2 separate regions of the Homo sapiens genome follow, and region 2 is linked to region 1. Evidence: chromatin loops called from intact Hi-C (ENCODE). Cell type or tissue: sigmoid colon. All regions are shown on one strand. Links, peaks and the distances in the headings refer to the core of each region. The heading gives the core; the rest is flanking DNA. Region 1 overlaps SRPX (sushi repeat containing protein X-linked). Region 2 has its middle 56 kb from the start of H2AP.

Region 1 (5,384 bases), core at 331-5,330:
CACCCTAGATATAAAGGTGAATGCTTTGCTTATGTGCTAATGAGGACCTGCTGGTGCCAGGAGAACTTTCCTTTTTGCCTTGTGAAACAGATTGTAATAAAGTGACCAGACAACACATTTAAGTTCTAATTATCTATCAAGGAAAAAAAAATATATATATATACTCCCTTTTTTAAAAAAGGAAATAAAGCAAAATGCATTGGAAATCTCTGAAATGCTGTCTTTCAGCATCCCAATGGTCATTTTATTCTCATAAGTTTCTTTACTGTCCTCACTTCTGCAAAGGCAGCTGTAGCTGATGAAAGTGAAAATCAAGCCTAATTCATACATTACAGCCAGAATCATCCAGAGTAAACCACCTAAGGTCAAATCTGGACCAAGTGCTGATAATGTACTAAGATGAATGGGGAAGGAGAAAACTTGATTTTCATAAGCTCATTTCATCGTGCTCTTTCTGAGCCCAGCATGGCTTCTGAAACGGTATGTTAAAGTATGTTGCTCAAATGAAACTTAATGATAAAGAACTCCATCTCTACATATTCCCAGCAATCCACTCCCCAGCACGTATAAAAAGCCTAAACAAGAACCTTCTGTCCAGACTCAGGTAAGTATGTCCACAAATATTTCTACTGGTGAAACATTTCTCTGAAGCTTAGGGAAACCTGGGAGAAATGAAGGTAAATTTAGAGATGCTTTCTCTCTGAATCTAGTTCCTCTTACAGTGGAGGAAGAATTTGAAAAAAAAAAAAAAATGGTTAACAAAGTTTCACTGCGGCATTTTGCCCTGGAAATTTGTCCTAATTCCTGGGATGAGGACATGGCCCTTGTTTGTTGTGATGTGTCTCAGATACAGGAGAATCAGGGTAGGACTGGACAACTTTTGACTGGAGATGTCCTTCAGTTGTTTTCTACACAAGTGAACAATATTTCCAATATAATGACTGGTGCCTGGTGCTTATGTGCAGGTGTGCTTCCCATCACATACCACATTTTTTTGTGAGATCTGAATGCAAATACTCATTCCTACCTATAGTTTCTATCTCCATAGCCTCAGGAATTAACCAATCAAGCAAAGCACAAATACGTTAATCAGATGCTTGGGGTAAGGAAAGGTTCTAATTCGCAAAACTTCTTAACTATTTATGGGTTTAGATTTTTTTTTCTTTGAGTCCCTTGTTGAAAAATCTTCCTAAAACACATGCATGCACAGATGACCCTTCACATCTACAGCAGGGGTTGCCTAGTGCCCTCAGGTCCTTGTTCTTCACATCCATCTTCACCTCACAGCATTGCAAATGTGACAGGTAGACCAGATGGCCAAAATGTGTGCTTGCCCTAGAACTTACCCTGAATGTTTAAGAATAAATTTTCTTAGGGCATTGTTTCTATTGTCAGTTAAATTGCTTACTGGTAGCAATCATTTCAGTATGTATAAGTATATCAAAGCATCATGTTGTGCGCTTCATACAATAAAATTTAAGTTTTATTTATTTTTATTATTATTTTTTGAGATGGAGTCTCACCCTGTCACCCAGGCTGTAGTGCAGTGGCGTGATCTTGGCTCACTGTAACATCCGCCTCCCAGGTTCAAGCGATTCTCCTATCTTAGCCTCCCAGGTAGCTGGGACTACAGGCACACGCCACCACACCCAGCTAATGTTGCATTTTTAGTACAGACAGGGGTTTCACTATGTTGGCCAGGCTGGTCTCGAACTCCTAACCTCAGGTGATCCACCCACCTTGGCCTCCCAAAGTGCTGGGATTACAGGCGTGAGCCACTGCACCTGGCCAAGTTTTTTTAATTTTAAAAGCTAGAGACAAGCCATTATTAAGTGAGGGTTTAGTTTTAGATCCTGAGGCCCCTGCACAATGTCCAGCACAGAGTAAGTGTTTTTGAATTAAAGTAAAATAAGAAAGAAAATTAAATGTAACCAACATTTACGGTGCTCCTGGTATGTGGCAAGCATGGCTTTTGATTCTTTTGCTTGGAATACCATCATATATTCATATTAATTGAGTGAGTTTGTGATGTATGAGTATGCAGGTCATATATATACATACATTAGTTCCCCCTTATCTGCGGTTTCACTTTCCAAGGTTCCATTTACCTTCAGTCAACCGCAGCCCCAAAATATTAGATATTTTGAGAGAGAGACAGTACATTCACCTAACTTTCATTACAGTATATTGTTATAATTGTTCTATATTATTATTAGTTGTTGTTAATCTTTTATCATGCCTAATTTATAAATTAAACTTCATCATAGGTATGTTTGTGTAAGAAACAAACAGTATATATAGCGTTAGGTACTATCCAAGGCTTCAGGCATCCAATATCCCCCGTGGGCAAAGGGGGAGTACTGTATATCACAAATATATGTAGTACATACAGATTATATTAAAACCCTTAGAGGAAGGAAAATTTATTCAAGGAAGTTCTTTAGGCCTTGTGTGAGCTCCTACACGTTTATATCCACATGGTTAAATTTAATCAGCTCTAGGTTAAGCCTTTAGGACATCACCTTTACCTAGAAAGTCCAGGGAAGATTACTTGAGTCTTGAGTTTAGGGCTCACTTGCAGCTGTCTGCAAAACATGATATGACGAAAGTATTAGCCAGACCAGGGACGGTGGTGCGTGCCTGTAGTTCCAGCTACTTGGGAAGCTGAGACAGGAGGATCACTTGAGCCTAGGAGGCCGAGACTGCAGTGAGCAATGATCATGCCACTACACTCCAGCCTGGGTGACAGAGTGAGACCCTGTTTCTAAAAAAGAAAAAAAAAAGAGAAAGTATTAGCTGAAGGAAATGTGAAGGCAAAACTAAAACAGTGGTCTATGCATAAGACGTGGCCAGAACTGTTGGTTTTTGTAACTGAGAAGCAGTTGGAGGCATATCCTCAGAAGAGAATTCCTGGGAAAGTAAAACAGGGTCTGTCCTCCTTCCTGGCCACATGATGGCGGTCTTACCTCACTCACTGACAGCTCAGGTGCTGGGTTGGAGTGATGAGCCAGGCAGTTGCAGGGAAGTGGCTCCTATTCATGGCATTGAGAGCCCGGCAGGCTTTAGGGAACTCCTCACTGTTCCCCATCAATTGTGGGACAATGGGGCAGTGGCTGCTGTAGGAACTTATCCACCAAGGAGCTAGTGTTGCCCTTATATTTTATGGATCTCAAAGAGAACATTTCAAAAGCACAGCAGGGAGGTTCTGATTTATTCATTTCATCCCAGCTGTGCTTTGGGCAACTATGAGACCAAAATCAAAACACCTGCAACTTTGCCATCTGGGGAGGGTGTCACCCTGTTACGTAAATGGGGCATAACTGGGGACACTTCTCTATGGAGAGCAATTGTTCTGTGACTTTAAGCGAAATTTATATCTTGTTACAAACACCTGGAAATTGTAGCATCATTTAGATTAATGCCAGTATTACAACATTTTAGAGAGAATGTGCATACGGCTCAGACGAAATCCAAATTAACCAATTATTGAATCCCTACCGCTATGTATGACATCAGTTGCCCTTGAAAGAATTATCTAAAAAATAAAAATAAAAAATCTTATGTATCTAGTTAAGGGAAATACTAAAAAGAACAAGCATTTATTGAACATATATGCTAGGTACTGTGCTAGATGCTTGATATGCAATTTTTATTTCGTCCTTGTAACAGCACTATGGCATAAGTATAGATATTGACTCAGAGAGGTTAGCTAACTTGTCTAAGATCACACAGTCAGTTATAGAGGAACTCAGATTCATGTTCAGATATATCTGACACTTAGTCCCATGATCATAACCTCCCTACCCGGAGACACCTAAGAAAACATGGGGCACTAATTGAAGGTCCAAAATTTGGAATGTAGCCAGCCTGGGACAGTAAGAGTAAGGGGACACATTTTCTGAAAGTGTCATTTCATATTTATCTCCTCTTTTGTTTCTGCTACTTGTAGATACCCCGTGGTGCTCCCCCATCAAGGTGAAGTATGGGGATGTGTACTGCAGGGCCCCTCAAGGAGGATACTACAAAACAGCCCTGGGAACCAGGTGCGACATTCGCTGCCAGAAGGGCTACGAGCTGCATGGCTCTTCCCTACTGATCTGCCAGTCAAACAAACGATGGTCTGACAAGGTCATCTGCAAACGTGAGTAGGCCAGCTCTGTGTTGGGTCCTCAGGGATGACCAGAGCCAAAGTTCTTTTGCTCTGAGATTGAGGATTTTCACTGAATATTGATGAGAAAAATTCTCCTTATGATCAGGGGGACACCAGGGGGATTCTAAGATATGGTGGAAGTGAGTTGGCTCCTCTCAGAGAGAATGATATGATCAGCTGTTTGAGAAAAGGGGAGAGAAGATCATTGTTCAGAAAATGAGTTACATTTGTTCAGTTAGTGCTGGATCCTGAAGAGGTGTTGGGGATTTAGAAACAAATAAGACGCACATGGGTCCTGCCATGAAGAGGCTTTAGTAAGGCAGAGGTGTCAACTGGGAGATAAGTACAAGAAGGGTACAAAGTCAGGGACATATGGTAGCAGATTAAAGAAGAGTTCTCCTGGCTGGGCGCAGTGGCTCATGCCTGTAATCCCAGCACTTTGGGAGGCCGAGGCGGGTGGGTTGCCTGAGCTCAGGAGTTCGACACCAGCCTGAGCAACACGGTGAAACCCCATCTCTACTAAAATACAAAAAATTAGCTGGGTGTGGCAGCGTGCATCTGTAATCCCAGCTACTCAGGAGGCTGAGGCAGGAGAATTGCTAGAACCCGGGAGGCGGAGGTTGTAGTGAGCCGAGATTGTGCCACTGCACTCCAACCTGGGTGACAGAGCAAGACTCCATCTCTTAAAAAAAAAGAAAAAAAAAGTGTTCTCCCAAGGAGTGGGGCTTAGGGAGGCAGGAAAGAGTCACAGAAGAAGTGATGCTTATTTATGAAAGTGAGTGTGCCTCAAGGGAGAAGCTTAGAGGAGCAGCATTTCAGGGGCTGGCTTTTAGCTTCATGACAAGTCATACCTCATTTGGAAAATTGCAAGTGGTACAGCATTGTTGAAGCACATTTTAGATGTCTTTGGTATTCAAAACAGCCACCACTTTTTGAGCGCTTATGGTTTGCCAAGAATTTCACATACATTTGATTTTTACAGTAACACTATCAATATGGGTGCCATTATGTTAACTTCATTGTCAGGGAAACTGAGGTTTCAAGGCTGCAGCCATGTCATCGAGACTATGCAGACTCTGCAACTGGGTGACTGTAGTGGACAATCTGCTCTACCCAGATCTCCTCGATGCCTTTTACTAGTTGTATGTATCCAGTACCCAGCTTCTGAGTACTTTGCTCTTAAAGACTTGGAACTTCAACCTTATTCAGAAGACTGCTCCTTCAGAGGACTGAT
Region 2 (5,384 bases), core at 328-5,327, 240 kb after region 1:
GTCCCCCTTCCTTTTCTGACTGGCAGCTGACAGCCTCCCTCAGCTTGTAGAGGCCATCCACAGTTTTCATGTGGTCCCCTTCATCTTCAAAGCTAGGAATGGTGGTGAATCAAAGCCGCCTTGCGTTTTGAATGTCTCTGACATTCCCGTCTGCCCTCTTCTTCTGCCAGCAGTTGGAGAAAATTCTCTACTTTAAGGGCCCATGTGTTTAGATTAGGCTACTCGATACCCTGATAGCTTACCTTTACAACTGTGTTATGAAGTAACACAGCTGTAACAAGACTCAATGTATGAGTCAAGACTCAATCACAAATTTCATACCCAATTACCTTCACAGGTCCTGGGGATTGGGACCTGGAATCATGGGGAGAATTTCTAGAAAATGTACCTACCACATCTGTCAACGTACTTTTTTTTTTTTTTTTTGAGACAGTCTTGCTCTGTTGCCCAGGCTGGAGTGCAGTGGCATGATCTCGGTTCACTGCAACCTTCGCCTCCCGGGTTCAAGCAATTCTCCTGCCTCAGCCTCCCAAGTACCTGAGATTACAGTCACTTGCCACTACGCCCAGCTAATTTTTGTATTTTTTTTTTTTTAAGAGAGACAGGGTTTCTCCATGTTGGCCAGGCTGGTCTCGAACTCCCAACCTCAGGTGATCTGCTCTCCTCTGCCTCCCAAAGTGTTGGGATTACAGGCGTGAGCCACTGCACCTAGTCTGTTTTGATATATACTGTCCCCTTGTGGGAACAATTTATGAGTATGACATGGACTATATCAACTGTTGGGTGAATAACCGCATTCTAAATGTTCAATGAAGGAAGCCTCAGCTTCCTGGTTGACCATAAGAATTTGCCTCTAGAAGTCGGAGGTGAGTGAATCACCTACAGTCCTCAATAGCTGGCTATCAATACATTATATCTAGACCTCTAGGGGAAGGCAGGCTTATATATAAAAGATGAAAAGCCTAGATAAAAGGATACTTTCTTTTTAAAATTATATGAGCTGTATCATATGAACTCCTCAGCCTCCTCAGCCTCTGGATGCTAATGTGAAGTCTTAATAAATGATCTTGAGATTTGAGGGATAATCAGTCCATTAATTTCTATAACAGATATCTAAATGAGAGTTACTAGAACAAGATAATGTGAATACTAAACATAGTGTAATTTTTCTAGTGCATGTGGCAGATTATATTTTCTAAAGATGGCCACAACAATATCTCCCATCACATACGTTTTTCTGTCAATTTTTGCTTCATGTGTTTTGATGTTCTCTTCGTGGGTGCATATATGTTTATAATTTTCATATCTTCTTGTTGGATTGACACTGTTTATTATTAAATGTATTCCTTTATCTCTAGCAACAATTTTGTCTTAAAGTCTATTTTGTCTGATATTAGAATAGCCTCTCCAGCTCTCTTTTGATTACTATTTGCATGGTATATCTTTTTCCATTTTTAACTTTCGACATATTTGTGACTTTGAATCTAAAGTATGTCTCTTGTGGCCAGGATACAGTTGTATCATTTTTAAAAATCCGTTATGCTGTTTAATTCACTTATATTTAATGCGATTACTCGTCAAGCAGGATTTGTGTCTGCCATTTTGAAATTTATTTTTTATATGCCTTATGCCTTTTTGTTCTTTTAGTCATCCATTATTGCCTTATTTTGTGTTAAAAAGATACTTTCTGGTGTACCTTTTAATTCTCTTGTCATTTCTTTTACTGTATTTTTTTAAGATATTTTCTTAGTAGTTGCCCTGGCAATGACAATTAACATCTTAACTTAAAACAAACTGGCTCAAATTCATGCCAATTTAATTACAACATAATACAAAAAACACTGCTCCAATTTATCTCCATTCTATGCACCCTTATTTGTGTAGATATTGTCATAAAAATTAAAGCATTAAACATTGCATGCCCATCAATACAGACATACAATTATTGCCTTATGAAATTGCCTTTTAAATCAAAGAGGAGAAAAAACAGTTAAAAAGAAAAAATAAATTTATGCTATACTTTATATATGTTTAACTATGTAGTTATCTTTACCTGGGTTCTTTATTTCTTTACATGGTTTTGAGTAGCAGTTTGGTGTCCTTTCATTTTAGCCTGAAAGACTCTCTAATTTTTCCTGTTGGACAGGTCTGCTAGTGACAAATTCTGTCTGTTTTTATTTATCCGGAATGCCTTAAATTCTCCTTCACTTTTGAATGATAGTTTTGATAGATATAGAAGTCTTAGTGTCTTAGTTGACAGTCTCTTTCTTTTAGCACTTCAAATATATCAACACTTTGCCTTCTGTCCTCCTTGGTTTGTGATAAGAAACCTGCTGCTAATCTTATTGGAGATTCCTGATCTGTGATGATATTGCTGCTTTCAAAGGTTTCTCTTCATGATGACAGTTTGATTATTGTTTGTCTAAATGTAGATCTCTTTGAGTTTATCCAACTTGGAATTCATAGGGATTCTCGAATGTGTAGATTCATATCTTTTATTGAATTTGTGAAGTTTTTGGCCATTTTATTTTGAAGCATTCGGCCAGGCGCTGTGGCTCACGCCTGTAATCCCAACACTTAGGGAGGCCAAGGCAGGCTGATCACTTGAGGTCAGGAGTTTGAGACCAGCCTGGCCAACATGGTGAAACCCCACCTCTACTAAAAATACAAAAATTAACAGGGTGTGGTGGCGGGTGCCTGTAGTCCCAGCAACTTGGGAGGTTGAGGCAGGAGAATCACTTGAACTCAGGAAGCAGAGGTTGCATAAGCCAAGATCGTGCCACTGCACTCCAGCCTGGGCAACAGATCAAGACTCCATCTCAAAAAAAAAAAAGAAAAAAAAAAGAAATATTATTTCTGCTGTCTTTTCTCTCTCTTCTCCTATTAGGACTCCCATTATGAATATGCTAGTATGCCTGCTGGTGTCCCACAGGTCTCTTAGGCTATGTTTTTCTTTTTTTTTTCTGCTCCTCAGATTAGATTATCTCAATCAGTCTATTATCAAGTCCACTAATTCTTTCTTCTGCTTGCCCAAATCTGTTGAACACCTCGACTGAAAGTTTTATTTTAGTTATTGAACTTTTCAACTTGCAAGTTTCTTTTTAAATACTTTATCTCTTTATTGATGTTCTGTTCTGTACTTGTAAGACATTGTTCTATGCTTTTCCTTAGTTCTTTAGATGTGGTTTCCTTCAGCTCTTTATAAAATAGCTGATTTCAAGTCAGTAACCTCAGCAACTGGTCTTCCTCAAAGATAGTTTCTATTGACTCATTTTTCCTGTGGATACGCCATAGTTTCTTGTTCTTTTGCATGCCTCGTAATTTAAAAGTGGACATTTAAAATAATATAATGTGGTAACTCTGGAAATCAATTTCTCCTACCTCCCCAGGGTTTCTTGATTGCTTAGTGACTTTTCTAAACTAATTCAGTGAAATCTGTATTTCTTGTCATGTGTGGCCAGTGGAGTCTCTACTCTGTTAGCTAATGATTAGATTGAGATTTCCTTACATGTCTGAAACCAATAAGTCTCCTAGTCTTTGTTGAGGGTCTCTGAGTGCATGTTGAGGCACCCCCTCAACACTCAGGCAGAGAGTTTACAACTCCAACTTAGCCTTTACTTCCTATTTGCAGAGCACCTTGAGGTTAGTCAGACATAAAAAGTTAGAGACTTCTCAGGTTTTTCTTGAGCATGCAAAGAGCCCTATATATGTGCATGGCCCTCCAGATTTCCAGAAACATGTTACAATTTTTGAAGCCCCCATGGACATTTCATTTTCCAGTTATTCCATTTAAGTTTTTTGTTTAGCCTATTGTCTACCTCAATTGCAATCTATGTACCACCTCAGGCAGCTTCAAGGTTCAACAATTGCCTCTGTTGTTTTTGACAAATTCTCTGAAGAAAAAGCTTTACATACTGAGCAAGCTCCAAGTCAGGTAAAATAAAGACAGCTTTGAGAGTGATCTTTCAGGGAACCACAGACAGGTCAAATAATGATAATTCTCTGGAATGTTGCAGAGTGCTTCAACTCTGTTCTACCCTTTCCGGTGGCTGTCAGGATGCTGGTTTTCACTGATTGTAGGCTATTGGTTTTTTTAAGGCTACCATGGGGCTGAAGAGAGGGGGATGGGAATATGGAAAGTTAAAATGCCAGAAATTTTTGCAGTTCTTAATGAGTTTTAGCCATTGTTCTTGAATAAATGCTCCCCAGATTAGCGCAACCCTTTGGTTAATTTCCAGAGTTCTGAAAATGTTGATTCTGACCATTTTTCAGTGTTCTTATTATTTTTATGTAGGAGTGAATTTTCAGAGGTCCTTACTCTGCCATTTTCACTCAATGTGACATTGACACTGCACCATTAAAAAGTGGAGTCTATATCGCCACCTCCTTTAAATCTGTGCAGGCCTTGTGAGTGCTTTGACCAACTGAGTCAGTGGAAGTAATGCTACTCCAGTTCCACTTGTAGGCCATAACTGCCCTGGCAACTCCTACTTTCTGCCTCTTGGAAGCCAGCCATCCTGTAAGAAGGGCAACTACCCCGAGACCATCATGCTGTGAGAATCTCAAGCTACACGTAGAGGCTCTGAAGAATGATACAACATGTAGAGAGTGAGAGATCAAAGAGCACTAAGGTACTAGGCATGTGGGTAAAAAAATTCTTCTTGGAAGCTAACCTCGCAGTCCCATCTTTTCTAGCTCATACAATCTGAACCAGAAATTTGTCCTGCTGAGCCCTTCTCAAATTCTTTGCCCACAAAATTGTGAACAAAATAAAATAATTATTTTTAGCCACTAGTTTTTGAGGTGGTTGTTATGTGACAATATAGCCAAAATGGTAGATAATTAAAGCCAGAAACAGGAGATTCTGCTCTGATGAAAACCAGAGTCATTGTGACTGCCATTACTGCTATTCCAACACCCTCAGTGGGTACCTTTATCATTAAGCCTTTGAAAATTGTTTATTTGTTCTCCTTTTCAATTGATTTATAAAAGGAATGCTACCATAATTCCTCCTAAATATTCCTTTATTCTCTCTCCTCAACTCTGTCTTGACTCATCATGGGGTTTTTGGAGAGACAGAAGTCAATTTCAGTTTTGAAGACATGAAAAGGTTTACCCATCTCTTTAAAGTAAAGATGGCTCCCCCTCCATTTTACCCCAACCCCTACATTTCCTGTGTTACACCATCATCATTCTCCACAGTGACAGCAATCCCAGTAAATAATGTCTCCTCGCTCCTTCTCTGGGACTCAGCTGTTTACTGCTCCATGCCCCTCGATATGTGCATCATACAGACTTCGTGTGGACAGTATGAGGATTCCTAAGTCCTTGCACAGTTTTTTAATTCAGAAATAATCAGTATTGTTACTTTATTTTTTTAATTC

What was found. Peaks named below come from ENCODE experiments on the same cell type or tissue, not always from the same donor. Only the 100,000 strongest peaks of a DNase experiment are listed, where the experiment ranks them.
Region 2: a loop joins it to region 1, with 3 times the contacts of the local background. A loop is called at or near these places in 75 of 110 quality-filtered maps.

Annotation. Positions count from the first base shown.
Region 1 is chrX:38,172,917-38,178,300 of GRCh38, reverse strand. It overlaps SRPX (sushi repeat containing protein X-linked), which reads left to right. Exons shown (of 10, transcript NM_006307.5): 2 at 1-16; 3 at 3,950-4,141. Among named protein-coding and RNA genes, the nearest start is that of SRPX, 45 kb to the left of the region's middle. In sigmoid colon, for the core only: no CTCF peak of the experiment used is centred there; no DNase peak of the experiment used is centred there.
Region 2 is chrX:37,932,090-37,937,473 of GRCh38, reverse strand. It overlaps a transcript of SYTL5 not described here. Among named protein-coding and RNA genes, the nearest start is that of H2AP, 56 kb to the left of the region's middle. In sigmoid colon, for the core only: no CTCF peak of the experiment used is centred there; no DNase peak of the experiment used is centred there.